Regions from separate parts of the Mus musculus genome. Here region 2 is linked to region 1. Evidence: chromatin loops called from intact Hi-C (ENCODE). Cell type or tissue: gastrocnemius. All regions are shown on one strand. Links, peaks and the distances in the headings refer to the core of each region. The heading gives the core; the rest is flanking DNA. Region 1 overlaps Pdss2 (prenyl (solanesyl) diphosphate synthase, subunit 2). Region 2 overlaps Scml4 (Scm polycomb group protein like 4).

Region 1 (16,191 bases), core at 2,638-10,637:
CCAAACACCCAGTGTAATTGCCAGCCGACTAATAAAGACTTTCTGTTGCCTTTATCCCATGGCCCATCCATCTTCGCCAATGAATCCCCCACAACAGTTTGGTTTTTCTGAGTCAGGGTCTTTCTGTGTAGCCCTGACTGTTAGGGGATTTGCTGTGTAGACCAGGCCGGCCTGGAACTCACTGAGAGCTGCCTAACTTTGCATGGGGAGTGCTGTGACGTGGGAGTGTGCACTGCCCCATCCCACTCCATGGTGTATTTTAAGTACAATAGAACAGGCACATTTGAAAGGTGAGCTATTGTCTTGCTGTTGTTTGTTCTTTCTGTACTAAGTATAAAAATTAGTGTCGTAAGGACTCCCAGTATGGGAGTCCTGGAAAAGTAGCCACTTAACAGAAATAAGCAAGCAGAAAATTGAGTTAATAGTTCATTCATCCTCTATTCAAATTCTCTGTTCAAATCCTACATTGTGACTAACTGGAGCTGCACCTTGGATTATTCATTCCATTTGTTTCTCTTGTCTCTCTAGGTTGTGGAGCTTTTATCAAGTGCTCTTATGGACTTGGTGCATGGAGTATACCAGGAGAACTCTGCTTCCACCAAGGTATGGAATTGCAAACTTGAAAAGTGTTACCCTTGAGGTTCTGCTGCAGGGCGGGGTCAGGTGGCAAGCATTTCCTTCCTGATTTACGTTTAAACTGCACATGATTTTTCTTTTTTCTTCTTTTCTTTTTTTTTTTTAGATTAGTGTTTTGGCTACAAATTCATGGCCATACGCTCAGTACATATCAGCTTTAGCCAATTAAAGCAACCCCTGCTCCTCCGGCTGGAATCTCAATCTGTTTGGCCGCAGCAGCCGGGCAGACACCAGGGCACTGCTGGCCGGCAGGTAGCACAGTCATGAGGGCTGCTGGCAGGAAGCACTGCTTATGCCGGGTGGCTGCGCCAGCCTCTCCCCAGAGAAAAGAGGCTCTGTGTCAGGCAGCAAGCTTGAGTGTGGCTGTCAGGAAGGGCAGGAGCAGGAGTGAAATGGCTTTTAGTTCCAAGGTCCAGAAATTTACTGCATTATTAGAGTCTCTGTGGTAGAAAGTAGGACAGTTGCACAGTTGGGTTGTTTTGATTAATTTTATAGGTTTAGAATTAGGGCTTTTTGACTCATTTAACAGGTCATCTCAAGAAAGGTTAGCTTTTATTTCCTTAAAACGCAGTTCCTTCATTTCAGCGGGAGATTGGGTGTGAAGCGAATGCTCCATTGCCCACCGCCGCCATTCGCCATGATATCTACTGTTACCAGGGGTTCCTCTCGACGGCTCATTACTGTAACTTCCTTAACTCCTGCATTAGCAAGCTATCACTCACTACAAATTAAAAATATATACGCTTACATGAACATCCTAAGCAGTAGCCCGTCCACTTGAAAAAAGTAGAGGCAAATTTTACTAAGAGTGAATCTAGGGCATGAGCAACTTAGATTTTAAGAAATTAAATCTGAAGTATAACTCAGGAGCTCTGGAAGGTTACAGCAGCGGTTAGTGAAATGTAAAGAATGTTGTACCATGGACATCTGCTATCATCTGACTCAGGGACGGACGCACCGTCCACACAAGGCGTCTCTGACCTCACCTCAGTAGCACATTGGAATGTGGAGACCTCACAAGATGTGGACCACACTGAACTGTGTTTGCAAGACTTCCACAGACAAGAGTGGCTCTCTGTGTGACTGAAGGTTAACACCACTGCTCGGGGGTAGCTTAGGATCTGGCTCTACTCGCCGAAGGTTGCCTTGCACATAATATGAAGATGATGGCCGATAAGCAAGTGACATTTTATTTTATTTTTTTATGAATGAGGCAATTTATTAACCCAGCATCCTTTGTTCTAATGCTTCTTGTTGACAGCTGCCACCTGTCCAGTGATCCTGTCCAGATCTCTGTCCCTGAGGTGATAGCTTGTGGCCCCATCTTAGTCCTTTTCCACCATTTTCAGCCCCTCCAGGGCTTGGAGGTCCCGGCGGGCCACACTCTTAGAGCCTCTGGCTGAAGTGGCTGGGTCTGACACCATATCTCTACCATCCTCCATAGATCTTGGTCATAGAACCAACCCCAGCACCCCCACGGAGGTACAGGTGCCGTGCTGTGAAAGCAGCTGGTGTGTAGGATCAGAGCTCATCATATGGGGCAAGCTTTTATGTTTGGCCAGCTTGACTGTGTCTCCCCATTTGGGGACTTTCAGCTTCCGGAACTTTTTGAGGAAGGCTGCCAGAGCTTTGACGAACTCCTGCTGGTTAACGTCTTTTACAGTAACTCCAGGCATCGTGCGCCTCCGCCCTGCCAGCCAGGGGAAAGGGCTCGAGTAACATTTTGAATGATTTACCGGCTTCTTCATTTGTTGTTCACAAAAGTCCCGAGAGAGGGTGGGTGCTGTTCTCGTTATGAGATGTGAAAATGGGGGCTTAGAATTCAAGGTTACACAACTTACCTGGGATTCGAACTTAAAACCCTATGCTCTTAGCCTCTTTCTTCTTCTACTCCCACTCTACCCTAACTAACCATGGTTTGATCAGCTTCCATTGGCCATGCCTATGGTCTCACCAAGATGCTGCCACAGCGATCTGTGGATGCAGCTGGGACATTGTTCTCACCTGGGATGTCTCCGAGGCATCCATCTCAGTCCCATAGAAAGTGTGCATTAATTACTAGTATCTGTTAGTTTTGTTTTTGAGGGTGTTTATTTGTTGAGACAAGATGTCACAATAAGTTTGGCTGGACTCACACAGGCTGCCATGTGTTCAAGGCTAACCTGAGCTACAGAATAACATCTAGGCCTGAGATACTGAGACTGTCTGAAAAAACAGAAGCAAGCAAGCAAGCACACACATCATGTAATCCTCCTGCCTCGGCCAGTCATAGCCTTCCACTTCCCACCCTGAGGTCATAGGTACACATCACACACACTTAAGACCTTGAAGTGAGCATGTTCTTGTAGGGTTGCTCTCTTAATTTACCCACTCTTACTATCCGTGCACCGTAATTAGCCCACTTCACTCATCATCGTATGACAATGTTAAGTTCCCTGTGTCAGGAAGCCTAACAGCAACAATAACGACTTGTTATGCAGTTTTGACAGCTTTGTTGCTCATGTTACCTGAGATGAGTAGGCGCGTCCTTGAGAGATGGTCTCATCTTAGGGAAGAAAGGCTTACAATTAATTTAGCGCTGATAATAGCATCCAACTTAAATGTCTAAATCTTATTCATTAATATGTTTGAGGGTTAGATTTGAACTCAGGGTTTGTTTGTTTGTTTGTTTGTTTGTTTAATTAGATTCCAAGCCCCATGTGGTTTTTAAAATGCATAATCTGTTTGGAAAAAGAACAGAAGAAGCAACAAAGGCTTTGAAGGGTTACTGATGTAACGGAAGAGTCACTGAGCAAGCACCATTTGCTGATTTTACCATTAGCTAATACATTTCCCTTAAAAAATATATAGTACTGCTTTGTTCTTCTGCCCTCCACCTCTCCAGACAGAGCCCTTTAAAGCACCTGAGTCTTTTCAAATCAGTTAAGATCCAGAATATAGCTAAACCCTTTGAAGATCAGTTATTTTTCAATAATGAAAACAAAAAGGTGTAGTTGGCCACAGCAGCCATTGATACAGCCTTCATTTCCACCTCAGGTTCAATTTAACCACATTTTCCTTCTTACCCGGAACCCTCACTCTCCCCTTCCTGAATGTGCCTGTCATTTCAGTGGAAGAAACTGCTTCAGAGGCAAAGAGAAAGAAAGATCAACCAACACACACACACACACACACACTCACACACACACACACACACACACACACACTCACTCACCCCAGGCTGGCAGGCTCTGGCATGACTAAGAAGTTGTCCCAAGCAGAGGTCATATGGAAAGCGAAGCCCGTGCTGTGGGTGTGTTGATCAGCCTCCACAGGCAGCCTCCTGCAATGCGAAGGAATCCCTTGGAGAGTCATGTTAAGCTGTAGAGCATCCATCCCATCTCTCAGGGGCAAGAGAATACAATAGTGCTCTGTTTTCTTTGTGCCAAGTTAATGCAGTAATGGAGATCAGGTAGTGGCAACTTAGCTTTCTGTGGTGTGGTATCTATGGGGCAGGTAGGTGCATTAAAGCAAGAGAGAATTGGAACTGGGCTTTGTAAATCACTTTCCCCAGAAGTTAGTACCTAATTTCCCTACAACAATGAAACGTACAACTTCAATTACTAGTATTTAGCAGATTGCAGGTAAGTTATGATCAGGGAAATATGCAAAGTAATTCAGAACTGTCCTTTGTTCCCTCCACTCATGGAAAAGATATTTGTGTGTTTGCATTTGCTATCTTGTGAACCATCTCTTCCTTACAATAATGGTTAGCCCTTGGACTTTTTAAAAAATGTACCACATTTGGGAGGCAGAAGCACGCGGATTTCTGAGTTTGAAGACAGCCTGGTCTACAAAGTAAGTTCCAGGACAGCCAGGGCTATACAGAGAAACTCTGTCTCAGGGGGAAAAAATGTACCTAAGGAAAAAAATTTTTTTTACCTATTTTGCCTAATTAAAGAACCCTTTACGGGCATGGTGGCACATGCTTTTAATCCCAGCACTTGGGAGGCAGAGGCAGGCAGATTTCTGAGTTCAAGGCCAACCTGGTCTACAGAGTGAGTTCCAGGACATCCAGGGCTACACAGAGAAACCCTGTGGGGGGGGGGGGGGACGGGGACGGGGGGGACTTTAATCCCAGCATTTGGAAGGCAGAGGCCAGCCTGATCTACAGAGCTCCAGGCCAACCAGGGCTGCATAGTAAGACCCTGTCTCAAAAAAATTGCTTCTTTAAAAGATAGCTCTCTCTTGTGAGACTATGCCAGGGCCTAGCAAATACAGAAGTGGATGATCACAGTCAGCTATTGGATGGGTCACACGGCCCCCAATGCAGGAGCTAGAGATATTACCCAAGGAGCTAAAGGGAACTGCAACCCTATAGGTGGAACAACAATATGAACTAACCAGTACCCCAGAACTCTTGTCTCTAGCTGCATATGCATCAAAAGATGGCCTAGTCGGCCATCACTGCAAAGAGAGGCCCATTGGACTTGCCAACTTTAGATGCCCCAGTACAGGGGAACGCCAGGGCCAAAAAGGGGGAGTGGGTGGGTAGGGGATTGGGGGGGTGGGTATGGGGGACTTTTGGGATAGCATTGAAAATGTAAACGAGGAAAATACCTAATTAAAAAAATATATTAAAAAAAAAAAGATGGGGCTGAAGAGATGGCCCAGTGGTTAAAAGTGCTTGCAGCTCTTTCAGTTCCCATCTCACGACTGACTCATTTCAAGGAATCGGAGGCCCTCTGGCTTCCTGGGGCACCTGCATGCATGGCTCTTGTAGACACGTATCAATACACACAAATAACCAATTAATCTGAAAAGAAATGGGAGGAAAAGTTAAAAAAAAATGAACCAATTAAGTAGCGAACCGGTTTTTGAAGTGGTCACTCGCCATCTGTTTGCATGGCCAGCCAGCCCCGACTGCTTTATTACACATAGTCTCCAGTTCTCACACCACTTCCTTTTTATAGAAAGAAATAAAAGTTCTTCTTCAAAGTTCCCAACTATTCACAGATTTAAAAGCAAGCTGCTGTCCGCAATAATTCACATGCAGTCGGTGGAATTCTGTAAGCCTTACCTTGTGTAGTAGTGATGCAAAGGGGAATCGTGCCACTCCTACACCTAAGTAAACTACTACAAAGGCTAACTCAAATGGTCTTCATCCTTTTCATGATAGGGTTCTGTGGTTTTAAGGTGAATGCCAAGACTAGAACCTTTGTTCATAGATTACAGATTGCATACTGCCAGAATACATTTCTGTATTACATTTCCAGAAGCTCACACACCAAAAACATGACTCTTTTATATACACATGTGCTTTTTATATATAACAGTGTAAAAATAATAATTAGAGGAGAGGTCGTGAGTTTGAGAGGGACTGGGAGAGTTGCGTGGAGGACATGGGAGGGGTGGAAATGATGTAAATATAGGACTTATGTATGCAATTCTCAAAACTTTTTAATTAACTAGTTAATATTAGGATACACTCTTCTGTCTTTAGCAAAACCTGCTTGTGAAGTTGGGCTCAGGATCCATTGGGATCCTGGAGTTTAGGAGCTCTGCCTCCACTCTGAGATAAACCAGTTCACAGTGCCTTTACTGCTCCTGCAGCAGGTTTATGCTGAACACCTGATTCTCTGGGAATCTGGAAGTTTCTTGCATTCTAGGCAGAGAGCCCATAGGAGCAGCCCTGAGAACAACCTGAGCCTGAGTCTCCAGGGACACTGACCACACTTCATGCGCAGCTCACACTTATTGTTAGAGTGCTAAGCATGCCTTGTGGCTCTGCTGGGAGGTTCTATTGAAATGCTTCTGGACTCCAGCCACAGAGACCCCTTCCCTTGACTGCTTTTTCTCTGTGTCCTTTCACTCGTGTGTGTGTGTGTGTGTGTGTGTGTGTGTGTGTGTAAAATTTTTTTGAGACAAGGTCTCATTGTTTAGCCTGGCTGTCCTGAAACTTGATATGTAAATCACACTGGCCTTGAACTCACAGAGATCTGCATGTCTCTGCTTCCCCTGAGCTATGATTAAAGGCATGTGCTACCACACATGGCCATTAAACTGTGATTTGACCCTATACTCTGCACACTGATTCTTCCTAATATCATTAGACCTGAGGAACGAGAGAGAGAGAGAGAGGGAGAGAGAGCGAGCTTAGTGGTTCAGAACACTGACTGCCCCTCAGATGACTCTGGTTTGAGTCCTGGTATGTACGTGGGGGTTCATGACCATCTATGATGCCTGTCACAGAGAATAGATCGCCCTCTTCTGGTCTTCCCTGGCATTGCAGTGAAGTGGTGTATGTGGTGCACAGACAAAACCCCTGTATAAAAGTAAACATTCTTTAAAAAAAATTTAAAGGGGCTGGAGAGAAGGCTCAGGGGTTAAGAGCACTGACTGCTCTTCCAAAAGTCCCGAGTTCAAATCCCAGCAACCACATGGTGACTCACAACCATCTGTAATGAGATCTGACACCCTCTTCTGGTGTGTCTGAAGACACTACAGTGTACTTACATATAATAAATAAATAAATCTTTTAACAAAAAAAAAAAGTTTAAAATTGGGCTAGTGGGTTGGGGTTTTCTAAGATTATATCTGTTTGTTCTAACCTAACTTAGGGAGCTAAGCACATCCACAGTCCTTTGTAAAGTCAGGCCTCTGACTCAGGTTGGTCCTGAGAAGAGGAACAGGCACAGCTCCCCTGTCTTCATGCAGGCCCTGCTCGTGGTTGCTTGGCCCCAAACCAAAAGTAAGAGAGCTTAATCTAGCGCTCCGGAGAAAGACCTAGTTAATTAACAGTCACTGAAGTTGCAAAGGTCTAGTTGCGTTTCTAAGCACAGTTAATGCTTGACATATTAGCCATGTGTTTTATAGGACAAGATAAGTCTTATTCTCTTATTTGTCTTATGTTTGTACTTCTCTTCCTTTGGCTCTTAGCTTTCAAGTCAAGTACAAAAATAAGACAATTGAGTCTTAGAAATCATAGGCGTGCGCTCCCTCGCATGCTTGCTCTACGCGCCTGCAGAGCTGTGGGCCCTGTCTAAGGCGTGAGAGTAAGATGACTGTGTTTATGGAGGAAATGACAGGCGAGAAATGTAAACCAGGCATCTAGTGGGGAAATCAGAAAAGCCTCCAGGGAGGACCTGCTGTTTGCGATAGACCTTAAAGGGTGGAAGGAAGTGCACAGAACGGAAGACTGTCTGCAGAAGGAGCCGCTCCATGAAAGGAAGCATAGGCTAGGTGCTGGGCTCACACCACTCCAGAGGCAGGGGCCAGCCAGGGCTACACAGAGTGACCCTGCCCTTAAAACAAACAAATACAAATCCAAAAAGACCCTGCAGGGATGGTTCATGGGAAGGGTAGAAGATCTGTAGTGCCGGGATGTAGAACTGAAGTCATGTGTACAAACTGAAGGTGGGTAATCAGGGGATTCCTACAGAGTCGAGTCAAAAGGGGTCCTGAGGGTGGTCCATGGAAGGGAGTCGCTCGCTGGGTTTGCTCCGAGTGCATACGCTTGCCCTCATTGGCATTTGTAGCCCTGCCAGGAGCACCTTTCAGAAACCACATCTCCATACCCGGTTGGGAATATTTTAATAGCTATCCTGCTTAATTATTTTTATCTTAATCAAAAGTGTTACCATCTGGTGGAGTTTTGTTGTTGTTGTTGTTATTGTTGCTTTCTTTTTTTTTTTTTTATCATCCTTACCAACTTTAAGTCTCTTCCTACAAGAATATAAGTACCGCTGTGTTTCTAGTCCAAATCAGTACCTGGCATGCCAGTAGTAGCCCCAGCCACCTGTTGCTAAGTTAATAATTTAGAAAGCCCCAGAGTGATGGTAATGGAAGATTTTTGTCATCTTTTTGGGAAGGACTGTTAATATACAATAAATTGGAAATATTTAACGTATACTATGTGATGTCCAGACATATACAAGGACCAGAGAAATTATCACAGTGAAATTGATAAGCATCTATCGCCCCAATGATTTCTTCTTTCGTACTCCTCCCTCCTGTACCTTCTGCTGTGAGCCTTAGGCAATCCGTCATCACTATCAATTAGTTTGCATTTTTGTAAAACTTTATATAAATGGATCTAGAAATATCAACCCTTTGACTGGGGTCTTTGAACAGTTACTTTCAAATTTATCCATACTACAAATCTGAGTAGTTCATTTCTGCTCAATGGTATTCAGTTGCAAGCATCTAACACAGTCTGTGATCCACCTATTGGGGAAAATTTGAGATGTTTTCAGTGCTAAAGTATTCCAGATGAAGCTATTGAGAGCATTCATGTGTAAAGTCTATATAAAAATGGACTTTCATTTCTCCTGGGTTTACCTAGGAATAACCAGGTTGCTATCTGTGTGACATACAATGGGTCTGTCGTGCTCTGTGCTGGCTAGTTTCCATCAGCTTGACCAGGCTAGAGTCACTGTGGAAGAGAAAACTCCAGTTAAGAAAACATTTCCACCAGATGGGCCTGTACAGGTGAACTTTCTTGATTGATGATTGATAGGGGAGGACCCTGCTTACTATAGGCGGTGCCTCCACTGGGCTGGTGGCCCTGGCTGCTGTAGGAAAGCAGGCTGAGCAAGCAATGGGGAGCAAGTCAGTAAGCAGCATTTCTCCATGGCCTCTGCATCAACTCCTACCTCCAGGTTCCTCTCCTGACTTCTCTCAGTAATGGACTGTTGCCTGAAGATGTAAATGAAAGTTCCTTTGCCCTGCAAGTTGCTTTGGTCATGGTGTTTTAGCACAGCAATGGAAGCCCTAAGACAAGCTTTCGCCTCCACTTTACATTCTGTCAGCTGGGTATGAGAATTCTGGTTGTCCCACGCCTTATTAAAACTTAATTTGATCAAGTATTTAGAGTTTTAGCCACTCTAAAATATAATATTGGCCTATTTTGCAGTTTTAGCTCATTGTGGTTTTTGCTGATAATTCCCTAGTAAATAACAGTGCAGAGCATCCTGCATCTTTTCATGTTTATTTGCTATTTAATATCCTTTAGCAATGTTATAGTATCCTTTATAATATCTTTTTTTTTTCCTTTTTTCTCCACTTCCCTATCTCCTCTTCCCAATCTCTCTGGCCCATAGGTTTTTTTGTTTGTTTGTTTTTTGGTTTCTCATTAAGGATGGTTGTCAGCCACCATGTGGTTGCTGGGATTTGAACTCATGACCTCTGGAAGAACAGTCAGTGCTCTTAACTGCTGAGCCATCTCTCCAGCCCCTTTTATAATATCTTTATAAACATTTTACCCATTTTAATTGGGCTATTCGGTATTGGAGGGGTTCTTGTTATTTGATGTTATTGTTTTATCTTGCATCCTACAGTCTTACCAATTTGTTTGTCATAACAACTTTTGATTTTATAGGTTCTATGGAACCCTATGTAGGTAGTCATTTGGCATTTGTGAATAAAGCAAAATTTCCTTCTTTTCAAAGTCAATGCTTTTTTGGTTCTTTTTCTTGTTTGTTGTACTAGGTAAATGTTGAGGTTTGGTCTGTTGCTATGTGTTGTAATGCTGACCACTGGCCACCAAGGCCTGGTTGCCCCCAGGGATGAGAGAATCCTCTAGTACCTTGCTCCTTAATTTAAAACTATTGATTGCATAAAGATACCAACAGCCTATAGCTGGGCAGAAAAGACAAGAGCTATAGGTGGGGTTTTTGGTTCCAGGCTTGGGGTATGAGGTAGGACCACAAGGAGGGAGAAAGAGAAGATGGAGAAGGAGAAGCCACCATAAGGTAAGTGAATTATGAAAACATGGCCATGAGGGCTGGCCAATTGGAGTAAGACCTGCCCGGGTGGAACATGGCTAGTCGTATCTTGGGGTTATTAACAGGGAAGTGGATATAATAGCACAGAGGTTAGATTCATCAGCTTTAGTGCTGATGGAGGTTTAAAAATATACAAGTTATGTGTCTTTTATCTGGGAACTGAAAAGTCAAAGATGGGGTGAAAACCCCCGATTGAGATTAAATAGTTAATAATACAACAGGTAATAGTGATAGAAAAATACACCCTAGATCACTGTCATTACTAAATGTATTTCAAGGTAATCCAAGACTACAAGGTATTTTTTTTAAACATTTTATTTTTTATTTAGAATGTGTGTATAGGTGTATACATGTCACAGTGGCGATCATGTTAAGGTCAGAAGCTAACATTAGGCATTCAGTTCTCTCCTTCTGCCATGTCAGTTCCGGGCATTGAACTAAGGTCATCAGACTTGGCAGCAAGTGGCCTTTCTGCTGAACCACCTTGCAGACCCAACCTGGCTCAGTTTTCAAAATTGTTCTTTAGGTAGCCAGTTGAAAAATGTAGAAATAGTCTTGCTTACTGGTTGCAACAAAAGCAATTGATCTTTATCTTGTCTTTAGCTCTAACAAACATGTCCAAGAAAATCATTATATTGCCTCTACAGGAGCTGGGTCAAAGGGAAGATTTTGTATCAGGGCAGTCTGTCGTATCTTGACAAGAACCTGGAGGCAGGAGCTGATGGCTATGGAAGATACTGCTTTCTGGCTTATTCCTCCTGGCTTGCTCATCCTGCTTTCCTATATAACCCAGGACCAGCCTCCCAGGGATGGTGGCACCACCCACAGTGATCTGGGCCCTCCCACATCAATCTTGCTTACTCATGTCACATGACTTTGAGCATGTGTTGTGTGGAAGGCACTAGCTGTATAAGGACTTGATAACAAATGTTTTTACGTATTTTTAAAGGAAAATGTATAGTTTAGGAACTTTACGTGTGAAGCAGTGAACATTAAGATACTCTAGGGTGTCTGTCATTGGTCCATTACTCACAACTTGTCCCTTGAATTATACCCAAGACATGCACTAATGAGCTAATAAAATGTGTCATCTCGTGTTTATTGTTTGCTGGGCATCTGTTCAGGTTCATATCACAAGTCCAAGACTCTGAAGCGTCTCACAGTGGTGATGACAGTAATACCTATAATTTTACTAGCATCCTTTTTTTTCCAAGTAGAAACAGTTTTAAATCAATTGTTAAATATTGAATGTATTCCAATTTGAAGACAAATGAGAGTAATTTTAAATGGCTTGTTCTGGTTAAAAAGTACACTCACAAATTACACAGTTTAAAAAAGTAAAACAAATCACTAGGTGTCCAGCAGCACATTTAGAAAGCAGAGTACTGGCTGGGAGATAGCTCAGTGTAAAGTGCTTGCTGCACATTCGTGAGGGCCTCAGTACTCCCAGCAACCACATAAAAAGCCAGGCATCGCAGCATGGTGAGCAGAAAGCCAAGGGCGGCACTGAGCACCTTTAACCCCAGCACTCAAGAGGCAGAGGCAGGCAGATCTCTGGGTTTGAGGCCAGCCTGGTCTACATAGTGAGTTTCAAGCCGGCCAGGCCTACACAGTAAATACCATGAGTAAATAAATAATTGTTTTAAAGATTTATTTGTATTTTTAAGTGTGTGTGTGTGTGTGTGTGTGTGTGTGTGTGTGTGTGTGTGTGTATGTGTGTGTATGTGTGTGTGTGTGTCTTTCCCTTCTTCTAGCTGTATAAAGATCTGTGCAGTGGAGTACTGATCCTCATAGAGCCTAGAAGTGTTAAATCCCCTACACCTGGAGTTACAGGTGGTACGTACCACCCGACGTGGATGCTAGGAATAAACTCAGATCCTCTGGCAAAGCAGAGGTAGTGATCTCTCTCCAGCACCCCCAAAAATAGTTTTTATAAATAATAAGGTATAAAGACATGAAGATTCACCCAGTTCTAAATGCACACACATGTTCAGTGTACATTACGTATGTATGTATGTATGTATGTATGTATGTATGTCACATGAGAGATTTATTGGGGCAGGGGTATACAAGAGGCTGCCTCTGAGCAGGGATGGAAAAGAGCAGGCCGTGAAGGTGAGAGCTTTATAAGGGGTATGGAACTTGCGCATTGGGAAGATGCGCAGCCTGTGGTGACAGTGGAAATGTGGTGCATTGGTGGCTAGTGATGGTTGGGCTGCTGCTGCTGAACCACCTAATTTTGAGGTGGAATGGAATAGAAAACCAGAATGTAGGTTATTTAAAAACAAAAACAAAAAACAAGAAAACTTTTAAGGCAATATGTTAACATTCTGGTTTTTAAGATCACGTGAAAGATGTGGGAAGAAGTGTATAGATGATGCTTATTAGTCTCTAGTCAATTGGCTTTACTACAAAGACAGGAAGATCACTGCGGATTTCATGACAACCAGCTGGGACTGCCATGCTCAGCCAACCTTTATTTTATCACGGTCTGAAGGCTGCACATCTAAACTTCCAGGCAGTTTAATCTCCTGTGAGAGCTCTGACATCCCCTGCCTGGCTGTGTCCTCCATAGCAAAGAAAGACAGTAGTAGAGAGTTCTTTGGTATCTAATAATGATTGAGGACACTAATCTCATTAGGTCAGGGCCACCTGCTTATTACCTTATGTAACCTTGATTACTTTCTTGTTGCAGAGATACCCATGCTCAGAATTTCAGCTTCCGTGTTTACATTTGAGAGGACACAGGCATTCATCTGAGGCAACAGTCAAAAAGAGTGCCTTATCTATGCCCTCACTCCTGTCGTCAGTGGCTCTTAGGCGACACTTGCCTCTGCCCCATGCCTGCTCATCCTGTTAAGCTAAACTGTTTACATAGGTCAAGGTGCAAGGTGATCGGTGACATGGCAGCTAAAGTTGCAATGATGTCTCACTTTTTACCTGTTAACAATGAAAATAATAATTCTGGTCCATGGCAAGGCAGTCAGTCTCAAACGTGTCTAGTCAGTGCATGGCTCAGAAACTTCTTTCTGGACAGCACTTTGGCAGATGTTTTAAGAGACTAAAATGTTTAGCCTGTTGAACTGACGAATCTAATCATGGGCTCCATCTGTGGTCACCAGCCTCCAGGACCATCAGTGAGCCCCACCCCCTAGCGGTTCCTGGGCTCGCCTTTCCAAGATGGGATATAAAGGCCTAGGGAGCTCTCTGTGGCCTTGTACTTACTCATGAGCCACTCCCATTGGAAAACCGGTCGTCATATCATGTGAGTAGCCCCACATCAGGGCCCGTGTGGCAAGCGACTAAAGCCTGCTGCCAGGAATTCCTGGGCTCAAGAGAGTGTATTATCTTTCAGTACTGTTATCAACTCAACGAGGAAAGATTGACTCTTTTTGAGGCAAGGTCTCTCATCAAACCCACACCATGCTGCTTCAGCTAGACTGGCTGAACAGTGAGCTTCCAGGACCTTCCTGTCTCTGCCCTTCTTTCCCTCCCTGCAGCCAGAGCTGCAGATGCACGCTGGCTTTTACACAGATGCTAGGCATTGCTACTAGGTCCTCACGCTTGCACAGCAAGCTCTTTACACATGAGCCATCTCCCCAGCCCCGAGAAACACTTCTGAAATGTTTTAATAATAAGCATTTTCACATCTCCCTAGCTCCTTTTTTTTTATGATTTATATGGATGTGAAACTTCCAGATGCCTACTTTACTAGGTCCTGTGTAGCTGGAATATAATTCAAAACAAACTGTCTTGTCCGATGAGATGAGGCTGTTAATACACTATCCTGTTCCCCTTTTCGCATTACCTCAGAATTCCTGAAGACATACTCATTACAAGATCTCTTCAAGGGGTATTACTACTAGGCTTAATATATAGGGTTAAATGCAGACACAGATAGATAGATAGATAGATAGATAGATAGATAGATAGATAGAATGCCATGCATCATTCACTCTTACACACAACTTTCTTTTTATCCTAGAATATATTAAGGGAGCTGGAGAGATGGCTCAGTGGATAAGAACACTTGATACTCTTCTAAATACCCTAGTTCAATTCCTAGAACCCACATAGTGGCTCAGAACTATTGTAACTCCAGTTCCAGGGGATCTAATACCTTCTTCTAGCCTCAGTAGGGATTAGGTATGTATGTAGTACACAGACATGCATGCAAGCAAAACATTCATACACATAAAAATTTCAAATTAAATATATGAAGCATAGCATATATTTCTATATACTAAGCATATCCAGTAGAATCCAATTGCCATATATCTGAGGATGATTTCTGCCACTTAATTTTGCCAGGTCTTGCTCAATATACATTCTTGGAACATCCTTACCTGTTAAATAAGAATTATGATGCCTAAAACTTGGGGTGGGAAGTGACGGGTTATGTGATGCAGAAATGTTATCATCATGTCATTAGCCAGCAGGACAAATCGGGCCCCTCTGTGTCCTTGCTTCCTCCTCCCCGAACTGCAGAGTGTTGGGAAGTTTTCCTATATTTGTCTCACTTTTATCTTTAAGATTTTATTTGTATTTTTAACTTTCTGTATGTGGCACAGTACACACAAGTATAGTGCCCACAGATTCCAGAAGACATCAGATCCCTGGAGCTGGAGTGACAAGCAGTTAGGGGTTCTTGACCTGGGTCTTCAAGGAGTCCTTGAAAGAGCAGTGTGTGCTCTTACTGGCCATCCCTCCGGCCCCTTATTCTCATAATCGTGGCTCTTATTTAGCTTCAGAAAATAACTAAGGAGAGCTAGGCATGGCAGCCACACCTGCAACCGTAGCACTCAGAGGCTCAGGGCCAGCCTCTGCTATGTCGGGAATTTTATGAGACCTTGTCAGAAAGAAAGAAAGAAAGAAAGAAAGAAAGAAAGAAAGAAAGAAAGAAAGAAAGAAAGAAAGAAAGAAAGAAAGAAAGAAAGGGAAAGAAAGAAACCATAGGAAGTAATTTGTGCATTAAAATGTGTGTTAAGTGAATGTAGTCATTTATCCAACCCATATTTAGGTCTCATTTATAAAAACAGTGACCCAGAATATGCATCTAACGTGAGTAGCCTGAAGCCGAAGCGCCTGTGTACAGAGTGGGTTGAGAGAGGATACTTGGTGATCTACGTACTCATTTCTAGCGCGTGCTCCAAGCTGAACACATCTCCAGCTACTGTATACTTTAAAAACACTGTTTTGGGCTGGAGAGATGGCTCAGTGGTTAAGAGCACCGACTGCTCTTCTGAAGGTCCTGAGTTCAAATCCCAGCAACCACATGGTGGCTCACAACCATCCGTAATGAGATCTGATGCCCTTTTCTAGTGTGTCTGAAGACAACTACAGTGTACTTAGATTATAATAATAATAAATGTTTTAAAAACAAAAAACAAACAAACAAAAAACACTGTTTCAACCCCACAGATGGTCAGTTTTCAAGTCTCCAAAACTCTTCTGATCATGAGAAAGGAAATGGTTTGGCCCAACAGATTCAGCAACTCCATGGCCCAATTAGTTTGTGCATGTTTAGTGACCATGGACCTAAACTTGAAGTTCTCACAGCCACAGTGACAAATGCACTTTGGTCTCCCATGAATAGAAAAAAAAAAAAAAATGTTTCGCCACATGAGCAAAGCAACTGAAGAGTGTGTGTCTCCCAGACAAAAAGCAGGCTCTTCATTACACATCCGTGCCCACCGCCTGTCCGCCCAGATGTCCAGTCCCATTGAACACATCAGCAGTGCTGCTATCTCAGGCAACAGTAGCACACCCTCCATACTTCCAACCAGCTTTA
Region 2 (16,191 bases), core at 4,687-12,686, 420 kb before region 1:
CTGGGCTGCAGCAGGGCAAGAGATTCCCTGAGGTTTGCTGATGTTCAGGTGAACTTTTGGGAGCGTCTGTTTCTCATCTGAGATACACTCAGCCAGAGCTATGAAAGGTTTCCGACAACAAAGCTTCCTGCGCGTGCTATAGAATTCCCAACCACAGGCATTTTCAAGAGGTAGACGCAAAAGCAAAATACATTGTTGTTACAGCTCAAAAGTTTCCTGTGGGCTGCAGTCGGTTTCGTGGGCTATGGTGTCAGTACCGGAGACAATTCTGCTAGAGAAAGCGTGGGGATGGGGGCCTCATATGAGGGCTGGGATCTGCAGAGGGGAGAAAGGGCTTCTTCATTGTGGGGAGACAGGAGAGGGGGCCGGGATGATGCAGGCGACCAGTGAATGGTTTGGGGGTGTCCATGTCAGGCTGGTGGGGCTTTGGTTATAGTGATTGTAAACCACACATTTCTGAGCCCTTAGGGGATGAGCCGCCCGCTGGTGGTGGGATTTAGGGAACTAAAACTACTGGATATTTATTGAACACCATAGAAGTACACTGCCTAGCTTTGGAGCTAACTCTGACCTTTACAACCTTGTCCTGTTTGATCCTTGCTGCTTTTACTTGTAGACAACTAGAGACTGGGGTGTTCTGGTCTGCAGATGTCCACTGAGTACTTCAGCAGGGCTTTTTCCTCAGCAGGGCTCTTCTCAGGGCTGAGGGTGGAGCTGTGAACAAGGCAGAAGGATCCCATTCCAGAGAGACCTCAGGACGTTACTGTGATTACTGTTGGAGGTGGAAAAGTGTGGCCTGTGTGACGGGGCTGGAAGGGGAGGGGCTGGAAGGGGAGGGGCTGCAGGACAGTGCTGGAAGGGGAGGGGCTGCGGGACAGTGCTGGAAGGGGAGGGGCTGCGGGACAGTGCTGGAAGGGAGGGGCTGGAAGGGGAGGGGCTGCGGGACAGTGCTGGAAGGGGAGGGGCTGCAGGACAGTGTTGGAGGGGAGGGGCTGCGGGACAGTGCTGGAAGGGGAGGGGCTGAGCGACCTCCTCATCCTGGGAGTCAGGAAAGGCTCCAGTGTCCTGAAATGGGATCTACTGAAATGAGATTTGACATTTGAGCGTTTTGAAGGACAGGTGTTTAGAGGCTCCTGGTGGAGATCACATTGCTTCATGGGAAGCAGGTCGGGGCTAACAGTGTCAGTTTCTGGCTGAGAAGGAATGCAGCCCAACCTGGCTTGCTGGCCCCTAGGGACATCTTCTGTCCTGTTGGCAGGTCAGCTTGTCTTGAAGGATTAATAAAAAACAAAACAAATAGACAAAAAAAATCTGATTAGAATCTAAGGAAGGATCAGGGTTTTTCCTCTCTGGTCTCTGTCGCCTCGTAGTATCTTAAAAGCTGGAACTGAAAGAATGTAAAACAACTCGGTTTCAAAACAGATTAGACTGCTTAGACTGTGATGTGGGCTAGCCTGGGCACCTCACACTCTGCATAGCCTTGGACACACACCTGAGGCCTTCAGAAGTGTTACTTATTGTCAGCAGTCTGCACAGCAGTCTGTGCACTGGGTCATGTGGTGCCTGAGGTTGGAGGGAACACACACACACATACACACCACACTCTGGAGAAGTGCACAGCTGTAGGAGGTAGGAATTTCTGACTCCTGACTCATCCTGGCTTACCACTCCCTTGTTCTACTCTCCCACTCTGTTAGCTAAAGTTTCTCCTGAATTATGAATGAGCGAAAGGCAATTATGTGTGTGCTCGTGGGGATGCGTGAGAGGGAAAGAGATTTGCAGATGTGGTCTGAGCACCATGCTTCAGAAGGCGCCAGCGGGATTGCTTTTCAGCACGGAGTCAGTCGGTGGTCTCTTTTTCTGCTAACTGTGAATTCACCTTCAGGAGCAACAAGATTTAATTATGTACCCATTCACCACCGGGTCTCACTTTTCACGGTTTAACAGCCCACGGGGAGCAACATGACCAAGCACAGCTTCCCTAGTGCTGTGGACGGCGAGTGCTTTGCACGCTCCGTCCGCACAGGAGCAAGACTTGTTCAATACATCCAATCTCGTTCATCTGTCATGTCTGCCTGCAGCCCCTTCCTGTATTGGACTGGACCCATCTGTCTTCCTGACACCTTCCTCAGCAGCTGGCTGGAGCGGGGAGCCAGTGGTGTGTTGACTTTTCTCTGTGAGCACACACCTGCACCAGCTTTGCAAACCCACCGCTGGAACGTTCCATTGCCCTTCTCTGGAGCAAATGTACATGCTTTGGACCAGGAGCAACTGCCGAGGTGTGACTTAGCTTACCAGCTGCCCTGCCTAGTGTGACTGAAAGGCCCCTCAGAAACACCCATGAGCCAGTCTGGCTGTTCTTCCACCATCCTGTAAAAGGGGAAATGCCCACAGCTGGTACCAAGTCCCAAGCACAGATAGTACTTGCCTCAGTGCTCCAAGAGTCTTTACAGCCATCACTGAGAACACTCTCCTCAAAGATGACCAGGAGCCCTCTCTTGTGCTGTAGTCAGCGTCTGCTGTTCCTGACCTCGCTCAAAGGGCGGCCTGACCCTGGGCAGGATCTTATCAGTGGGCCGGACTTCCCCTCCTTCCTGCCAAGTATAGGAAATTAGATTTGACCTCCACTCTCATCCCTGCAGAATCATTCTTGGACTAAAGACTTCCCGCCTTTGTAGTCCGGACATCTATTACCACCCTGATTAACAGCCATGCTCCTGTGGGCGGGCCTCGAAGACAGATGTGATTTCTGTGCTTCTTCAGCCCCACGTTGAGTGCAGATGTCTTTAAATGGACTAAAAATCATCTTTCACTAGTGGGCATCCATGTTCCAAAAGCTCCAGTTCCTCAGTGAGATGCCTGGTGCCACACCACCTCATAGGACCCTTCCATGTCCAACAAGGAAAAAAATCAGGGAAAAACAAAGCAAAACTCAAATGAAATCTAGTTCTCAACTAGGACAAGTGCAGACATGAATCTTCCCAGGTCTATCAAGAGCAGGAAGGGGAGCACAGACGAAAACTGTTGTCTTAAGACTTAGGGAAGGTTGACAGGCACCGGCTTCTTAGCTCCTAGAATTTTCCTGTAGGGCAGTTGCTTTTTGTTCAGAATCCTGGCTTTTTTTTTTTTTTTCTAGCCTGGAAGTGGTGGCAAGGATCTCTCACACAAAGCTAGCCTCTTTTACAAAGCATATCGATCCATCTCACAGTCATCAATATCAAGAATATTTATTCTCTGCTCAGCTGTGGAGGGGGTCAATATAATATATGACCCTGGTAATGAGAGGACTTGGGTTGTATTGTTCACCAAACACCTTACACAAGACTAAGACGTGGAAAGAGCTTGATACATGATTGTAAAATAGACATCGGCGGATTCTTAAGGAGTTATATTAAAATATAAATATAAAATATAATATAATATAAAAGGTAGGCAGGTGATTGTACTACAAAGGATGTGGGACACATTCAAGAAGGATAGATAAAGGTCAGGTGGAGAGGTAGGTGATAGCAAGAAGGATGGCCCTGGTGGTCATGAAGGGGTCTGATGGCCCCGGGCTTGCATGCACGTGTGTTCATGTTCTCTCAAGATCTGGATCAAAGGCAAATTGTCTTCTTGCCTCAGGATCCGGATCACAGGTGTGCCCTCCATTCCTGGATTGTACTTCATTCCACATACAGTCAAGTTGACAACTGAGAATAGCCATCGCAAACAGTTTGCCCTGAGGGATGTGCAGGGAGCCTCTTTCACTCTGTAGAGCACCTGTGGTAGGTTGACCAGAAGGCCCAGTGCTTGCCCACTTCAGTACCTATAGCAGCTTCTCCGGCTGGAGAATGTTACCACGATCCAAGACACATTGCAGTCAAAAGACAAGCAGGGGAAGCTCCCAAACTCCTTTCCTTCCATCTAAGAAGGAAAGGTATGGAACCACAGTACAGCTGTTGACTTGGAGGCACAGTGCATAGGCAAGGGGGACTCAGAGGGACCTTGAGTGCTAGAAACGTACAGTCAGAGCTTGGTCTCCGGGACAACTGAGGCAGTGACAGTCCCATGCTAGATAGAAAAGAGCTGAAGCAAGGAGACCCACGGAAAAATCATTGCAGGGTACATTGCAGGCACATTTCTGACTTCCCCCATTCTTAGTAGCAAGTACTTGACAACAAGCAACTGAAGGGGGAGGGGACACAGTTTCAGCTCACGGTTTGGGGTGACCACCCCTCATGACAAGGTGGTTGTGGAAGCAGAAGTTGCCTGAACTGGGGCAGTGAAGCTTGATCAGTGCCAGCTGTGCCAGAAAGCAGAGAGAGGAGACCATGTGCTTACCTGGTTGTCTTGGTTACAGAGTCTTTGTGTGATAAAACACCATGACCACACGCAGCATAGGGAGGAAAGGGCTTCATTCATCTCACAGCTTGTATCCCACCATCCAGAAAAATCATAGCAGGAGCTCAAGGCATGACTGGCTTGTTCCCGATGGCTTGCTCTACTTGCTTGCTGGATTTCTTTCTTCCATTCTTCTTGCCTTTCTTTTTCCTTCTTTCCTTCTTTCCTTCTTTCCTTCTTTTCTTCTTTCCTTCTTTCCTTCTTTCCTTCTTTCCTTCTTTCCTTCTTTCCTTCTTTCCTTCCTTCCTTCCTTCCTTCCTTCCTTCCTTCCTCCCTCCCTCCCTGTTTTCTTTCCTTCCTTCCCCTTTCTTTCTCTCTCTTTCATTTTCTTTTTTCCTCTCACATAATACATCCTGACTGCTATTTCCCTCCCTCCTCTCCTCCCAGTCCCTCTTCTACACCTCCCCTCTCCCCCAAATCCACTGCCCCTCTGTTTCTCTTCAGAAGAGAGCAGCCTCCCAGTGATATCAGCCGAACAGGGCATAACAAGTTACAATAAGAATAGGCACAAGTCCTTATATCAAGGCTAGATGGAGCAACTCAGTAGGAAGAAAAGGGTCCCAAAAGCAGGCAAGAGAGTCAGAGAAACCCTGACTCCCACAAGAACACCAAGCAACCATAACACATATCATAACTAGCCCAGATCCATGCAAGCTCCCTGATTATTGCTTCAGTCTCTGTGAGTCCCCATGAGCCCTGCCTGCTTAGTTGATTGGGTGAGTTGTGTTCTTGTTCCTTGACCTCTCTGGTTCCTACAATCCTTCCTTCCCTTCTTCTGAGGGATTCCCTGAGGTCAGCCTAATGTTTCAGCCTAATGCTTTCTTTTAGCACCCACAACTATCAGCCCGGGGGTTGCAGTGCCCACAGTGAGCTGGATGGGCCCTCCCACACCAACCATCAGTCAAGACAATGTAGCACAGGCTTGCCCACAGGCCAGTTGGGTGGGCTCATTATCTCAGTTGAGGTTCCTTCTTTCAGAATGATTCTAGCATTGACTGAATTCACATAACACTAGCCAGCACACTAACCTTCTCCCCCAGTACCTCATCCAGTCTGAGACCCCATCCTCTGCGGTGGCACTGCCCACATTCAGGCTGGGTCATCCCTGAGGTGTGTCTCCTGGGTGATTCTAAGTCTAGTCACACTGACAGTACAAATTAGCTATACCATTAGTGGTATGCCTTTACCAAAGAGTCGGCAAGCATGGCGGGGGTGGGGGGGGGTGGAGGGAGGGCAAACAGGAAAGACAACCCCCTAAGGACTCCTATGAACCAAGGGCTGAGGACAAGGGACAGGTAGTGAAGTAACACCTTCTTCTTCTAATAGCAGGTACAGACAGACCAGACATGAACAAACCCCACCCCACCCCACCCCACCCCACCCTGGTGCTGCTGGAGGTATAAATGAAAGATTAGCCATTGTGCAAAGTCCAAAAGTGAAGACCCACCTCTGTTCTGCCACATTGCCATCTCCAGAGGACATAGGGAGGGCCCAGTATTGCTTGGCCCCACAGGCTACAGAGGCCCATTTTGCTTACCACTCAGCTCACCAGCCCCAGGCACCAATAGCTGTCTATAGCAGACCCTGGTCCACAAACACGAAACGGAACCGAACGTTAGCTAGAATTTTGAACCAGAATTTCAGTTTGTCAAGGATGAGAGCTCTCCCAAGCCTTCTTCCATGGGCAGCAGAGCACAGAGAGGCTGTTGCCCTTTGCGCCTCACTGACCAGCCACTCAAAGCATCTACCTGTCTCAGGGACACATGCGGTGGACTTCAGAGCACTAAGGACTCCATCTGGGAAAGCTAAGGGCTTGGGGGTGACCCAGTAGGCAGCACCAGACGGGCACTGAGTTTCACTGGCTCATGGTCCCCCTCCTCTGCTCACTCCCTCCAGCCCCGAGCCCCTCTCCGGAGGTGCAGGATACCAGGCGACCAAGCAGCAGAAACCCTTCTACCTGGACCGTGGAGGACGTGGTCCGGTTTGTGAAAGATGCTGATCCCGAGGCTCTGGGACCTCATGTGGAGCTCTTCAGAAAGCACGTATGAAAGTAATGGGTCTGAAGGGCGGGCCAGGGAAAGAGAGGCATGGACCGAGGGAGGAGATCGGGATCCTCCAGACGCTGTCACTCTAGACTAAGCTCTAGCAGTGCCCTTAAGTGAGTCAGAGATGGGAGAGACAGAGGCAACCATAGGCCTGGCAGAGGAGAGCCACTGACAGATTTGTGTTTTTAAGGAATATGTTTCTCTTCTGTTCTCTCTCTTGGGCTTTGCCTGATTTTTTGCTAATCCATTCATCCATCATCCATCTATCTGTCCATTCACCCACCCATGCATCATCTATCCACCCATTCACCTACCAGTCTGTCCATCCATCCATCTCTCCATCCATCCATCCATTATCCACTCATTAACTCATCCATCTGTCCAATCCATGCATCCATGCATGCATGCATCCATCTATCCATCCATCCAACCATCCATTTACCCACCAATCCACCCATCTCTCATCTGTCCTTATCCATGTATCTGTCCACCTGTTCATCAATCATCCATCTGTCCATCCATCTACTCACCCACCCATCTACCCATCCATCCATCCACCCACCCACCCACCTGTGCATTCAACAGTCATCTATAGAACCCTGCAATATGCCAGGCAAACTGTGATCCTGTGCTCTTACTGCTTAGACCAGTGGCTTTCAATCTTCCTAATGCTACAACCGCTTAATACAGTCCCTCATGTTGTGGTAACCCCCAATTATAAAATTATTTTTGTTGCTACTTTATAACTAATATTGCTACTGTTATGAATCATGATGTAAATATCTGTGTTTTCCGATGGTGACCCCTGAGAAAGGATCAATCGACCACAAAGGGGTCGAGACCCACAAGTTCGAAACCACTGGCTTAGAGGGTTAAATGAGAAAATGCACATTAATACGTTACATGAGGCCTCACTCATATACAGAGCCTTCACATCAATGTTATAATCACGTAGGCGCTTTTGAAATATACAAAGATAGTAAGTGGGGCAAACGGTAAGAATTACTGTTACCTGCCCAGCTTACGATATTAATTCTGGATTGGTAGTATAACGAATTGCTACAAATCCAGGGTCTTTAGACAAGAGACATCTCTTATCTCTATTTCTGTGGGTCTGGAGCCTGCCTGGATCTCAGGCGTTGGCAGGGATAAATTCGTGTCTAGGTGTTCTAGGGACAATCTGCTTGCCTGCCTTTCTCAGCTTCACGACCCTCTTTAAAGCCAGGATCATCGACCCTGGTCCTCCTCAGGCTGACCTGTCTGTGGCTCTCTCTGTCTTTACCTGGATAGATGACATATACATGAGATAGTAGGAATGCAGGCGAAACTGTCTGCTTCAATCAAACAAGGGCAGGAATCTGAAAGGTGCAAGGTAGCAACTGAGTTTCCGGAGGGGCTGGGAAGACGAGGGCCTCGTAGTTGCTTGCTTTGTTTCCAAGAGCTTTCCCAGAACAAGTAGTATGCGCGCTCTAATCTACTCACCTGTCCTTAAAGTGCCCCTGGAGCACCCGCGGGGCACCCACGGGGCCATAACTACCGTTTGGCTGCTCTGACTGTCCTTTGGCTTTCCCTTCTCTCCAGGAGATTGATGGCAATGCCTTGTTGTTGCTGAGGAGCGACATGATCATGAAGTACCTGGGACTGAAGCTGGGACCCGCACTGAAACTCTGCTATCACATTGACAAGCTAAAGCAAGCTAAATTCTAAAGAGTTGGAAACAAAGCCCCACATCTCCAGGTTACTTCTGCCAGACCAGCATCCGGCCAACATCATGAGTAGACTGTCCTCTTAAACGTCGCAGCCACAACGACTGTGTCTTCTTATAGAACGTGTGCATCCTTGCCTTTTCTAATATTCCTAGTGGCCCCTTTCAGACACTCAACCGTGTGCTAGACTTGTCAGAAAAATCACAAAAAGGCTATTACAGTGTTCCTGACGTGCTGGTCACTCTTTACGGGTGCTATTTGTGCCGCGACAGAGTGGATAACTGAATGCTGTCACACAAGGAGAGCCCTGGAGGGGGCTCACAAAGTCCCTGCAGGGGCTGTGGGGACGCCCCCAGTGGCGGTGGCAACTGCTCCCTGTTCTTGGGACCGATCAGCATGAGTTTCCCTGGACTCAGCCCTGGAAGTTGTCTTCTGATGACCACCTCGCCTTGCACTATCTGGAAAACTTGAATTTTTGTTGCTGTTTTTTTGTCCGTTTGTTTGTTTTTGTTTTTGTTTTCCGCTCTCGAAGAGAAAAGGGAAAGGATGTTTTGGAGCCCTAGCTACTGAAGTCCTTCCTTGCTCCACTAGAGGGCAGACTGCTAACGAGGTTTCGGGATGCACAGACTGCGTGGCCGGGGTAGGGTTTTTATAAGCAAGACCTCGCTTGCACAGGGACAGGGAATGAAGTCCACATTGAGCACCCCAGATTGCCACTTGGGAAGAAATCAGGCTCTGTCAGGCGGGGTCCAGCTCATATCCATTACTTACTGACTTACTCGGTACAAATTCCGAAGCAGCCATCTGCCTAAACAAAGACTGGTGTCCCTTCTCTCCCAGAGTCTCACTGAGGCTCTGATATGACGGCATGCTGAAGAATCTTGGTGACATTTAGCTATGGGTATTTCTTGAAAAAAAGGCGGGGGGCGGGAACTGTCTCGACAAAGTTTGAAATAGGACATACTGATTTCTAGTTTCATGGCTGCGTTCTTAGCTGTGTGTCTGTGGCTAATTTTTCTAGTCTTCAACAAATACGCAGACGTGTTTTTATTGGGTTTAATTCAATTTACAAATAGGTTTTTACTCTTCACTGTGAAGTAATGGGAAAAAATTGATTTTCTACCCTTTGCAGCTGTGTCCAGAGAGGGGGGTGGAGCCAGGGTTTCCTAGGCAGAAGGGTGACCTCTTTACTGCCTATTCTTTATGGAATCCCTCCCCCTTTGTTTATTCTCGATGAATAGAGAACTCATGGGCACAGCCTTTTCCTTAAAGGCACATCTGGGGAAGGTGAGGGTCAAGGATAACCTAGGGTCTCCCTTGACAATAGTATGAATTTTAGAAAGGCACCTTCCCTCAGGCTGCAGTCTGAGCAAGATCTCAGCTGGCAAGTGTAGCCAGACGTCCTGGACTGTAACAAGATAAATGCGGTCTCTCAGATGGATCTACCTATTGTACCAATCAGGTAGAATTTAGGTAAAGAGCACAGGACATACTCCATGCTGTGCTATAAGGGCCCACTTTGATGTTCCCTGTTTGTGGGAGTGTGACATGACCCTGCAAGATCTTTGTTACATATACACGGGTGGTTGGACTTAAGTAAGACAGAGAAGGAGAAAATTGTCCCAGAGCTTCCCACTGAATGGAACTTGATCAGGCTGTGGATGAGCCGGATGTCTGTTATTGCTAGCATGAGGCAGAAATGACCTTGAATTAGACCTTGGAGAGACTCTTTAAGATGATAAAGCAATGAGCGGACTCTGCCTAGAAGAAGATTTTTAACTCTGGGTGCTCGCTGCTGCTCTGAAGTTAGATCCTTGTCTCAGAAAGCATCAGGCAGTTCCCACATACAGAACTGCTTGTGTGAAAGCTTTGAGATTAGACCGGTCACTTCACACAAACGTTTGCCCTTCCCTGGAGGTTCACGGTGCCTCTTCCAGGGACACGGGCTCCTTAGTGAGTGGTGGTATTAAGCTTGCCAAATGTCCTGCCTAAACTTACCCATGTCTCACTGGTGCCCCAAGTTAAAACAAGGCCAAACAAGTCAGGGGAGGCCTCTAATAATTTTTGAAGGAGAGCTAGAACCCAGTTCAAGTCTGTGGAGGAACGGAGCTGTGTCCCCAGACATGATGTCTTATTTCACACGAAGCCTTAAATTAGCTCAATTGTAGAATTCCAGATATTTAAGGTTTGGCCAAACAAAACAAAATAAAACAAAACACCAAGAAGCAATCTCATTAGTCTTGGAATGAGGGGCTGCCACATCACAGAAGGCCCAGCGGAACCAATTCTTCTTGCCTGTTTTTTCATAGAATCTAATTAGTTGACCAAATCAGCATTGCAATACTGCAAGTATAATTAATTTTCATCCCTCTCAAAAATCTTGTCAAACAGCGCAGCTAAATAGCTTCTCAAATGTAAAACATGCAAGGCCACTTCCTCTAAACAGACCTTCCAGGGTCAGACCGTAAGGGTTACCCTGGCCCAGATGAGCAGGACTTGAACTCACACCTGATAGTTCACAGGCTTGCTCTTCCAGCTGCACAGCATTGCTTCAGCTTGGAGTGGATAATGATCACATTTTGCATAATTCCAAATTAAAGAGTGTGGGTGCTCATGTTCCAAACATTTCCAATTACATTTGTCTGTTAAACACTTGGGGGAGGGAGGTTTCAAGAGAGTTCTGTTGCCTAAAGCATTTTAAATGTTTTATGAAACACATTATTCCCTTTGTGAAGATTTTAGATAAAAGATGTGGCCTGTGTGTATGAGTCTGTGTGTGTATTTGTGTATCTCTCTCTGTGTGTCTGTCTGTGCCTCTGTGTGTGTATGTGTCTGTTTATGGGGCTGGAGAGATGACTCAGCAGTTAAGAGCACTGACTGCCCTTCCGAAGGTCCTGAGTTCAAATCCCAGCAACCACACCGTGACTCACAACCCTCTGTAATGGGATCCTATGCCCTCTTCTGGTGTGTTTGAAAACAGCCTACAGTGTGTTTGAAAACAGCTACAGTGTACCCAAATATAATAAATAAATCTTAAGGAAAAAAAAAAAGAGTCGCCACTTTCTGAAACCAGATCACTATGTTTATAAAAAAAAAAAAAAAGGATGTCTCTGTGTGTGTCTGTATGTCTTTCTGTGCCTGTCTATAAACCTGTGTGTGTATATTTGTGTCTGTCTGTGTGTGTGTGTCTATGCATCTCCAGATACTGGAGTTGAAAAATCTAAGAAGTGGTTGTGAGGATAGCAGCTATTGCATGTTCTCAAATATCTTTCCAGCTTTGTAGTGCAGAGGCGCGGCATGGTCTGGTGCGGCATGGTCTGTTACGTGTAGGCATTTCCTCTTATTGTAGCAGGGCCTGTTCTGTGCACAGCTAGATGACCAGAACAGTCCTGGTGCCTAGACTTGTTCCTCTGAATCAGCTGAGTGGAAATGTCAGGACCTGAGGACCTGGATGCCGCAGGAAAGGCCTTACTGGAGAGGCCTCGGCCAGGAACAACTGCCTAAGCGTTTCACTTATGTCTGCCAGGGAGGACATGGGCCTGTTATTTCTCTTCCACAGGATTGCCAATTTTTTCCCCTTTCAGAAATAAAAGAGCAGAGAGAACGCCTCAGCAAAACCTGTGCTCAGAATTGATAACTTGGGAAGAGATGCTGGGCTGAGGGTTTGAGAATCAAACCAGATGAACAAAATTATACACTTCTTAGGAAAACCGTACAATACCGTTTGTGCCCACCGCCCCTGCCCATGACAGCCAGAACCTGATGATGCCACAGAATAATTCTTTAAATTAAAATGGGTTTAAAATTAAATGTATATTCTTTTAGAAGGGTTTGTTGAATCTCTGAAGAAAACTAGAAACACCCAATGTTCTGTTGAACACAGTCATCATTAGAAAGTCTTGAAGGACCTTCTGATCTCTCCCTGAGAACTATTCTAGAGAGAGGATACCTGGAGAGCTATCCCAGTGCATAAGTAACGGGATATGCACTCAAAAGATAACCTACCCCACTTTCCCCAGTGGAGGCAGGCTCGAACTGTTTAGATCATGGATAAAGACATGTTTTGGTTTTTTGCTTTTGTTTTTTACATAAACACACTCAGAGCTGAGTCCCTGCTCTGCTTGTGTGTTGCCACATGATTTTGCTCTGTTCCATGAGAGGTCCAGACTGGGAGCCCCTGGGGGAATCCAGCAGATGTCCAGATGTCCAGAGGCACCAACGGTCCTGCGTCCTTCCATATTGCCAAGTTAGCACCAGCTGCCCGGGAGCCCACTCTGGGCTCTGCAGAGCTAGGGATGCTGGAGCCGCAGCCCCTTTGTGTCTCTCCCTCCAAGGCTTAGTTAGCCTCATCCCACAGGATTCCTTCACGGACAATTGGAAGCTGGGTTTTTGGAAATCTAGTATTTACTTGAAAGAGGATCACTCTTATTTACTGCCACCAGTTAAAGATTAGGGCAACATGTCTGCTAACAATTTGCTTTGTGTAATTTTGTTTTAATGCTAATAAGCAACAGCTGGGACACTTCCTGTGGTAACTTCCTCTGTGGCTACAGTACAGTCAGCACACAAGACTGCACCAAGTGCTGCACTTACGAGCACACACTGGTCTGGAGACGCTGTGCTACGCAGCCAGCTGTACATTTCCCTAAGCTGTGCCCCTGGCCAACCTGCTAGACTTCCTACCTGAGACCTTGGGCTTCTTGGCACACTTACCAAGACACCGTTTCCCAGGCCAGCTGCCATTGGGACCAGGAGTTGATACTGTGACACAGGATGGCAGAACAGGAAGATGACAAAGAAGAAGAGGGCGGAGAACTGGCTTGGCAGTGACAGAATGGCGATTCTTGATAGTGTGGGGACAGCAGCATCTTTCTCTCTAAACATATCCATGAACCACTCAGGCTTGCTCTGTCACCTACTTGACCACATGGCCCGCGCCACGGCGCTGAGGCAGAAAAGTAGTCTACCAGTGGGTCCGGCACGGGAACGAACCAACAACATGCTTCTTCAAACCATGAAATGAGACATGGCGTCATTTTCCTGCAGCCGTGAACTATCAAAGGCTACTTTCACCACAAAAGGAAGCAGCCTAAAATCGTGTGATGTCTCTGCCTCCCCACCCAGGGTTGGACCGCCTTCCCTACAGTCTAGCGAAGCTCTCTGCTTGGCTTCTTCCCATCATAGGGAGTTCCCTCCCTGAGCAGCTGGCTTATCTCTCTGTTGCACAACTCTGGTTGTGAAAAAGTTTACTTCTCAGGGAGTCACAGATGTCCGTGAATCAGATACAAATATTCAAGGTGAAGTAAATTCTGAAATTTTTGTCTGTTTAATAGAGTTTATCCATGCAGTAGCCAAATCTACACCACAAACAGACATTGGCTAGTTGATCTCAACACTCGGCTCCCTGTCTTTGTGGTAGAAGAGTAGACACATATAAGAGTTGTGCCCAGAGGCTGCAGTTAGGTTTCCATTGCTACAATAAACACCATGGAAGAGCAATGTTATGGGTTGAATATGCTTGGCCTATTGGACGTGACACCATTAGGAGGTGTGGCCTTGTTTGAGTGGGTGTGGCTTTGTTGGAGGAAGAGTAGGGGTGGGTTTTGTGGTCCTATGCCCAAGTTCTACCCAGTTAGGAAAAGACAGACCCCCCCCCCTCCTAGCCTATAAAAGATAGTCCTCTCCTGGCTGCCTTCAGATCTAGACATAGAACTCTCGGCTCCTCCAGCACCATGTCTGCCTGCACACTGCCATGTTTCCTGCCATGATGATAATGGATTGAACTTCTTAAACTGTAAGCCAAACCCCAATTAAATGTTTTCTTTTATAAGAGTAGCCTTGGTCACGGTGTCTTTTCACAGCAGTGAAACCCTAACAAAGGCAAGCAACTTGGGGAAGATAAGCATTTGGATTGGTTTTGCTTTTCATCTGCCACATCACAGTTCATCACCAAGGGAAGTCAGGGTGGGAACTCAAACTGGGCAGGAATGTGGAGGCGGGAGCCAATAAAGAGGAAATGCTGTTTACTGGCTTGCTTTTGCTGGCTTACTCAGCCTGCTTTCTCATATAGCCATAGGACCACCTGCCCAGGGATGGCACCACCTACAATGGGATGGGCAATCACTGAATTTACAGCAATCACTGAAAAGATGCACTACACACTTGCCTTCAGGCCAAATTGTTGTTGAGACAGAGTCTCACTATGTAGCCCTAGCTATCCTGAAACTCACTATGTAGACCAGGCTGGTCTGGAATTCACAGAGATCCTGCCTCTGACTACTGAGTGCTGGGATTAAAGGCATTCGCTACCATGCCCAGCTATTAATTGATTGATTGATTAATTAATTAATTAAGTTCATGTGTATAGATGTTTTGTCTGTCCACAAGAAGAAGGCTTCAAATCCCATAGGACTATAGTTATAGATGGTTGTGAGCCACCATATGGGTGCTGGGGTTGAGCTCAGGAGCTCTGCAAGAGCACCCTGAACTCTCAACTGCTGAGCGTCTCTCTGACCCCTCTCCAGGCCAATCTTATGGAAGCATTTTCTCAGCTGAGGGTCCTCCTTCCTAAATGACTCTAGCTCGAGTCAAATTGACATAAAACTCGTGGTTTTGTTTGAATAAGATTGCCCCCCTCCTCCCGCCCTGTAGGCTTATATATTTGAATGCTTGGTCATCAGAGAGTGGCACTGTTTGAAAGGACTAGGAGGTATGGCCTTGTTAAAGTAGATGTGACCTTGCTGAACACCCAAACTAAAGCTGGGCATGATAGCACGCCTTTAACCCAGCACTCAGGAGGCAGAAGCAGGAGGGTCTGTATGAGTTCAAGCCCAGGCTGGTCTACAGAGTGTGTTCTAGGACAGCCAAGGCTACACAGAGAAACCCTGTCTCAAAACAACAACAACAAACAACAACAACAACAACCCAAAGCTAGGCATCCTGTCTCAGCCTCTTCCTGCTGCTTGCCAACCTGGGTGTAGAACTATTAGCTCTTTCTCCAGCACCATGTCTGCCTGGATGCTACCATGCTTCTTGCCATGAAGATAATGGACTGAACCTCTGAAACTGTAAGCCAGCCCCAATTAAATGTTGTCCTTTATAAAAATTGCCATGGTCATCATGTCTCTTCACAACAATAGAATGGTGACTAAGACAACTCACCAGCAAGGACACCAAACATGTCATAGTCTTCAAACACCATGAGAAGATTAATGAAAAAAAAATCTGTCATCTCATCAAAATGCTCTGTTCATGTAAGCAGAGAAGTTGTTCATGCTTAGGTGGTCACGTGCTACATTAACTATGAAAAAGACACTCAGAGATGGTGAGGCCCTGTATCTGTGATGCAGGAACTGAAGATGCTTTATTTTGATTAAAAACAAACAAATAAATAAGTCTATAATTTATAATAGGAAAGGAAACAGTCTACTGGAGCTTTTTGAAGGAGCAATGCATCCTACCAGCAAGGCACCTTGTTGAGTTGTAAAGTTCCATGTCTTCACTCATGTTAGTCTGACTCTTGTGTGTTTCCTTACTTGGTAAGAGAGTTTGAGCAGTAACGGTTGTTGATTCGCTTGTTGATACAACATCCTTTTCCTCATGATGCCTCTTCAAAAAGAATGCCAGATTCCTTCGGGGCCGAGTTCTCCATCCTCGCACTGATGGGGAATACCCGACACACTGGAAGTAGGTAGAAGATAACTCCACCTATCCCTTTCTGATCTTCACTCACCTCCTCCCTGGAGAACAGTTCCAGAATAATAAGGGCTCCCCTACTTCTCTAACTCCTGGCCCATCCACACGCATGTAAGTAGTTACTGGGGAACCTTAAGAGTAAAATCATGTGACTGGATTTTTTGCAAAATCAAAAAACTCGAGTGTTTCGCCTTCAAAGAAATCACTTGAAAAGCCTAGGCACATGTTCCAAGGATGCTGCATTGCTCAGAATATTTTTTAGTACATTCCTTTGGAGCTGGTCCTTAAAAAAGACAGGCCACATTCTTTCCAAGCATTGCTGAAGCCTGTTATTGTCCCTCACAGCAATGCAAAGCCACTGG

Evidence for each region. A loop is a pair of places that touch in the nucleus more often than their neighbours do. Peaks named below come from ENCODE experiments on the same cell type or tissue, not always from the same donor. Only the 100,000 strongest peaks of a DNase experiment are listed, where the experiment ranks them.
Region 2: it touches region 1 in a loop (5-fold over the local background); 6 of 42 quality-filtered maps call a loop at or near these places.

The regions. Positions count from the first base shown.
Region 1 is chr10:43,371,607-43,387,797 of GRCm38, forward strand. Pdss2 (prenyl (solanesyl) diphosphate synthase, subunit 2) reads left to right here. Exons shown (of 8, transcript NM_027772.2): 4 at 529-603. It also overlaps the pseudogene Rps19-ps11. Among named protein-coding and RNA genes, the nearest start is that of Gm40631, 37 kb to the left of the region's middle. In gastrocnemius, for the core only: a CTCF peak has its summit at 6,893 (motif pointing left); a DNase peak (open chromatin) is centred at 6,887.
Region 2 is chr10:42,949,610-42,965,800 of GRCm38, forward strand. It overlaps Scml4 (Scm polycomb group protein like 4), which reads left to right. Exons shown (of 9, transcript NM_172938.3): 8 at 6,280-6,425; 9 at 8,010-11,173. The coding sequence ends at 8,135. Among named protein-coding and RNA genes, the nearest start is that of Gm5079, 33 kb to the right of the region's middle. In gastrocnemius, for the core only: a CTCF peak has its summit at 8,698 (motif pointing right); DNase peaks (open chromatin) are centred at 8,497, 8,743 and 12,332; H3K4me3 peaks cover 936 bases; H3K27ac peaks cover 2,286 bases.